Regions from separate parts of the Homo sapiens genome. Here region 2 is linked to region 1. Evidence: read pairs that join two places in POLR2A ChIA-PET (ENCODE). Cell type or tissue: PC-3. All regions are shown on one strand. Links, peaks and the distances in the headings refer to the core of each region. The heading gives the core; the rest is flanking DNA. Region 1 overlaps PPP1R2 (protein phosphatase 1 regulatory inhibitor subunit 2). Region 2 overlaps XXYLT1 (xyloside xylosyltransferase 1).

Region 1 (2,917 bases), core at 142-2,641:
ATACGGAAGAATATGTAGAAGAAGCAAAGCCAGGAAACAAATTGACACTAGACAATCTGACCAAGAGTTCTATTTGAGACTGCTTGGCTTATTTTACAACATGGACGCTTTTATGATATGGACACTGAAACTAAACAGTAGAAGGAAGATTATTAGTACCACATAGAAGCATCTTAAGAGAAACGAAAAAGCACAAAAGTTAGGCATAAATTATGATGTATTTTTGTAAAGTTACACCAAGTGAGCCTGCCTCTCCTTCTATCGCCTTTATCACCCAAGACAGTGAGACCAACCCCTCCTCCTCCTCAGCCTGCTCAATGTGAAAGACCACCAGGATAAAGATCTTTATGATGATCCACTTCCTTACGATTTTAACATTTTCTTTTCTCTAGCTTACTGTATTATAAGAACGCAGTAACATAATACTTGTAACATACAAAACATGTAGTTAATCAATTGTTTATATTACCTGTAAGGCTTTCAGTCAACAGGAGGCTACCAGTAGTTAAGTTTTGGGGGGCTGGGCACAGTGGCTCATGCCTATAAATCCCAACACTTTGGGAGGCCAAAGTGGGAGGATCACCTGAGCCCAGGAGTTTGAGATCAACCTGGGCAACATAGCGAGACCCTGTCTTTAAAAAAAAAAAAAAAAAAAAAAAAGTGCTGGGATTATAGGTGTGAGACACCGCACCCAGCCAGTGTGTGCTTTAGCAATAATTTCTGACACTTTAAATTTATACTTAATATGCTTTTCTGTATGTATATTACACTGTAATAAAATATTTTAAAAATAAACACATATTAATAATGTTGTTTGGGGGTGCCTGTTAATCTCAAAGTAAAACAAGTTACTTCCTAAGTGATGTTAACAATATTGAATTAAAAATGACAATTTAGGAGGTGGGCAGATCACCTGAAGTCAGGAGTTCAAGACCAGCCCGGCCAACATGATGAAGCCCTGTCTCTACTAAAATACAAAAATTAGCCATGCTTGGTGGCGCATGCCTGTAATCCCAGCTACTCAGGGGGCTGAGGCTGGAGAATCACTTGCACCCAGGAGGCAAAGGTTGCCGTGAGCTGAGATTGCACCATTGTGCTCCAGCCTGGGCGACAAGAGCGAAACTCCGTCTCAAAAAAAAAAAAAAAAAAAAAAGACAACGACGACAACTGATCATCGTTGCTTAGGATAAAAAAAAGAATGAGGAAAGACCTCTGGAGTTTAAAAAGTATCTCTAATGGGAAAGAAAGAACGCCACATCCTGTAAATATTTTTTGCAAGATAAGGATTGAAGAAAAAGAACTACAGAACACAAGCAGAAATTAAGTTTTCTTGAAATTAAAAATAAAATTTAATAAACACAATCCCAGCACCCTAAGCCATTCATAATTTTGATTTCAGCATATTCTTCCCTTTGTATAATACATATAAATATGTATAAGCTATCAAAACATAAAAATATATATAACTATACATATAAAACAGTACATACAGTATATATACAATACATATGCTGATATATAAGTTTTAAGTATATGTAGTATAAGTTGCTTGTGTTTTTTTACCTTCTTAATGACTGTATAAGATTCATTTAGATTGATAACCTAAATAAGTTTTCCTATTTAAAATAAGGCAGACATGAACATATTTGTATATATGCTATTCAATGCTGTTTTAAAGAAAATTTGCTAGTGTAAGAGTCTGAATTAAAGTTTATTAAGAACTTTATAGTTCACTCCATGTTGCCATACAGATTTTTTTTTAAAAAAAGAGGACTGTTTGTAACGTCCCCAGTAAATTACCAAACCATTGCTAGGATTAGCTATTGTGTGTGTGTGTGTGTGTGTGTGTGTGTGTGTGTGTGTTTCCATTTCAGCAGGTATAAAACAGTATTTTAAAACTGTTGTTTCTTTGCCTAATTTCCTCATGTGAATTATGTTTACATCCTTTGCCTATCAGAAATCTTCCCATAAATTTGAGCTCTTTAGATTTATATAAACCACATTTTATATAACTTCAATTTTTCCCAGTTTGTTTGCCATTTAGTTTACTTTCTTCTGTAAATGAAATTTTAAGTTCTAAATATTCAAAGTCTCACTCAACTTGTTTTCTCAACAGAACACTAACAGAAAAAAAAATTAGTACAATTATTCAGATCCAAAAAAAGACAACAATAGCTTGCAAAAACAAGCATTTAAATAACGGTATTACAAAACAGACTCCAAAAATGCTAGGAAATCTTCGAAAGTTAGTGAAGTAGAAGAAACTGTCAGCAGGGGACACTGGATATGAAAGTCGGCATCTCTAAAGTGATGGCAGAATTAACATTAGTTGTGGAATAGCAAAACCCAAGGAGTGAGCCTGAGCTTAATCCCAGTACCATCATGAACTGTATGACCTCCTTTGAGGTCAGTATCCCTGCAGACAAAAATAGGGGCACCACCATTTACATGGCAGATCTGCCATGATGGTGAAAGCACCTGCTGGTTTCAGTTTTCCCCCACCCTCTTGGGTGACTGGTTTTCCTACAGCCTAAATCTGGTGCTGAAAACGTCACCGCTTCTCACTTTTACTTTGTTAGCTCATATGGTGCCACCTTAAGAAGACCTACTGGAACTTCTTGTTGCTTGTGACTTGCTCATTTGATAAGTTGTGACTGTGTCTGGAATGGGAAGCAAGATTTTGCTTCAAGGTGATTTAACTTTAATTGCACATTTCAAGAAATGGTTCTTTCTTTAAATGAAGATTCAACTTATATAGATTGACACAATATAAGACTTCGAAGCCTGATATCGTTACTGAACAATTAAAGTAAGACTTAACAATAAAAGCAATTACAAGTAAGCAAAAAGTAACTTTTAGAAAACAAATTTTTATTTTACTCAGTAAACCTCTGACTATAATATTCCACATCCCTTT
Region 2 (2,917 bases), core at 177-2,676, 400 kb before region 1:
AGACTGGATTTGTGAGACTAGGAGGGGAGAGGCTGGGCAATATTTTACTAGTCAAGGGCCTGGTCCTTGACTAATAAGGTCATAGCCTTGCAGAGGGAGACACGCATTCATGGGAAGCGTCTGTCCTCCAAGCCTGAGGAGTGAGGGCCACAGCTGGGTGCAGGCGGCCCTCAGAGAGGCTTTATGGAACTGGCAGCATCTCACCTGTGCCTCGAAGAATGAGCAGGGCATATAGAAAAGTGGGCTGGAGGCCAGGTGCAGTGGCTCATGTCTGTAATCCCAGCACTTTGAGAGGCCGAGGCGGGTGGGTCACAAGTGAGGAGTTTGAGACCAGCCTGGTCAGCATGGTGAAACCCCGTCTCTACTAAAAATACAAAAATTAACCAGGCATGGTGGCGGGTGCCTATAATCCCAGCTACTTGGGAGGCTGAGGCAGGAGAATTGCTTGAACCTGGGAGGCAGAGGTTGCAGTGAGCCAAAATTGCACCACTGCAGTCCAGCCTGGGCAACAAAGTGAGACTCTGCCTCAGGAAAAAAAAAAAAAAAAAAAAGAAAGAAAGAAAGAAAGAAAAATGGGCTAGAGAGAGAGCATCCTAGTCAGAGAGAGAGCATCCTAGACAGAGGGAGAGCATCCTCAAGGGCCCCAAGTGTGGAAGACACCTGTGTGGGCAACAGCCAGGGGTTCAGTGCAGCTGAAACAAAAGTACAAGGGGAGCTGGTGAGAGGAGAGGTGGGTGCAGGGAGGGAGTAGCTGCCCCCAGTGTCAGGCTAAGGAGTTCGGCTTTTAAAATTAGTCCAATGTCTAGCATACAGCAGGTGCTCAGGAAAGCTGGAGACAGAGAGTCATCAGTTAGTTTGGGGACATGGAAGTGGGTAGGCGGTCCCTTGGCTGCAAAGCTCCCGGGTAGACAGTCCCTTGGCTGCAGAGCTTGGAGCTGCTAGTGACCCAGGAGACTACGTCTGATGTGAAATGAAATTGAAAGTCGAGCAGAGAGTCTGGCTAAGACCTTCTAAGAGGCGGAAAATGATGTGGAGGCAGGGAGAGGGAACCAGGCCCCCAGAGTCAGAATAGGCAGCAGGAAGGACATAAGGCCTGCTGCTTACGGATCTCTCATCTCTGTCCACAGTCACATTTGGCAAAGGTACCTCCACGTCGCAGGAGTGCAGCCACGGACGCTTTCACAGTGTGCTCAGCCGCTCAGCTGCAGGCATGGGGCCAGCCCTCTAGGCTATATACCTCTTGAGGGTGGGGTCTGTGGCTTGTTCAGAGCCTGGCCCTTAGCAGGTCCTGAAGAAGTAACTGTGGAATTCTTTACTAGATAAGCTCAGATGTGCCAAGATGATAAGACAAAGGCCCCTTCCCAAAAACACTCCCATGACTGAGGCCAAGCCCACATGAATCTCCTAAGTTTATCTTGGGTAATGCCAGGGCCAGGACACATAGGTGAGTTTCACAATGGGAGCCTGCGTTTCCATTCCATTCCCCTCACAGAGTTGGGGTGGGCTGGGCTTGGCTGTATTCACCAACAGTCCCTATGGACTTCTCCCAGATGAGGACCCCTCCCAGCTTCTGGAGATTCTGTGGCAGACATAATACAAGCCCATCCAGGAGGCATAAGGCGACATCTCCCGAGCCCTACGTGCTGGTCTAGGGAGCAACACCCTCTCTGCAAGACATCTTTAGGCTCTCTGGAGTACATGAACACAGGTGAGTCATCCTTTTACAGTCACAGGCTGAGAGGGTGCAGCCCTGGTGAGATTCTGACTTGTAGCTAATGTGCACTAAAAGCAGCTCTTGGGAATTTCTGAGACCAGCCAGAAATCAATGGTGACAATAAAGCATTTACACTTTTGAGCAGAGTTACCTCATCTCAACTTCGATTCCTTGATTCCTTCTGCATGGAATTATGGCCAAATCCCAGTGGTTAGTTCTCAAAATTAGCAAATTAGTCTATAGGCAACGTTAGCACCACCCAATAGAGAAAGCCTAATCCTTCCTATTCAACCCATGCCCAAATACCAGCTCCGGAGGTGGCACGGACTAGCAGAGGATGTGGGAGGCACCCTTACTGTTATGGACAGCATGTATGGCCCCCACCCAAATTTACATGTTGATGTCTACATTAGTCTGTTCTCACACTGCTATAAAGACATACCTGAGATTGGGTTGATTTATGTAGAAAAGAGGTTTAATAGACCCACAGTTCTGCAGACTGTACAGGAAGCATGGCCAGGAGGCCTCAGAAAACTCACAATCATGGTGGAAGGTGTAGGGGAAGCAAGCACATCTGCACATGGCAGCAGGAGAGAGAGTGAGAGAGAGAGTGAGAGAGAGAGTGAGAACAAAAGAGAGAGAGCACAAGAAGGGGGAAGCACTACACACTTTTAAACAACTGGATCTCATGAGGACTCATTCACTATCACGAGAAGAGCAAGAGGGAAGTCTGCCCCCATGATTCAATCACCTCCCACCCAGCCCCTCCTCTAACACATGGGGATTACAATTCAATATGAGATTTGGGTGGGGACACACAGCCAAACCATATCAACGTCCTAACCTCCAGTGGGATGGTATTCGGGGGATTTGGGGGAGTTATTAGGTCATGAGGGTGGGGCTCTCATTATGGGATTAGTGCCCTTATGAGAGACATGAGAGAGCTTGCCTCACCTCTCCCTACCTCTGCTCTCTCCATCATAAGAGGATACAAGACGGCCATCTGCAAACCAGGAAGTAGGCCCTCACCACATACCTGATCTGCCAGCACCTTGATCTTGGACTTCCCAGCCTAAAGAACTGTGAGCAATAAATTCTGTTGTTTATAAGCTACCTAATCTATGGTGTTTATTACAGTAGCCTGAACTAAGACACTTGGTAAGATTCATCTATACAGTCAGGGCACTTTTACTCTTTACCTTG

The links. Peaks named below come from ENCODE experiments on the same cell type or tissue, not always from the same donor. Only the 100,000 strongest peaks of a DNase experiment are listed, where the experiment ranks them.
Region 2: POLR2A ChIA-PET joins it to region 1 with 18 read pairs; 5 of 35 experiments call an interaction of 5 or more read pairs at or near these places.

The regions. Positions count from the first base shown.
Region 1 is chr3:195,535,658-195,538,574 of GRCh38, forward strand. The region is part of intron 1 of PPP1R2 (protein phosphatase 1 regulatory inhibitor subunit 2); the gene reads right to left. Among named protein-coding and RNA genes, the nearest start is that of PPP1R2, 6.2 kb to the right of the region's middle. RefSeq lists an enhancer at 2,290-2,519. In PC-3, for the core only: no CTCF peak of the experiment used is centred there; no DNase peak of the experiment used is centred there.
Region 2 is chr3:195,138,327-195,141,243 of GRCh38, forward strand. The region is part of intron 3 of XXYLT1 (xyloside xylosyltransferase 1); the gene reads right to left. Among named protein-coding and RNA genes, the nearest start is that of MIR3137, 5.2 kb to the left of the region's middle. RefSeq lists enhancers at 716-1,217, 1,218-1,717. In PC-3, for the core only: no CTCF peak of the experiment used is centred there; a DNase peak (open chromatin) is centred at 1,725; H3K27ac peaks cover 477 bases.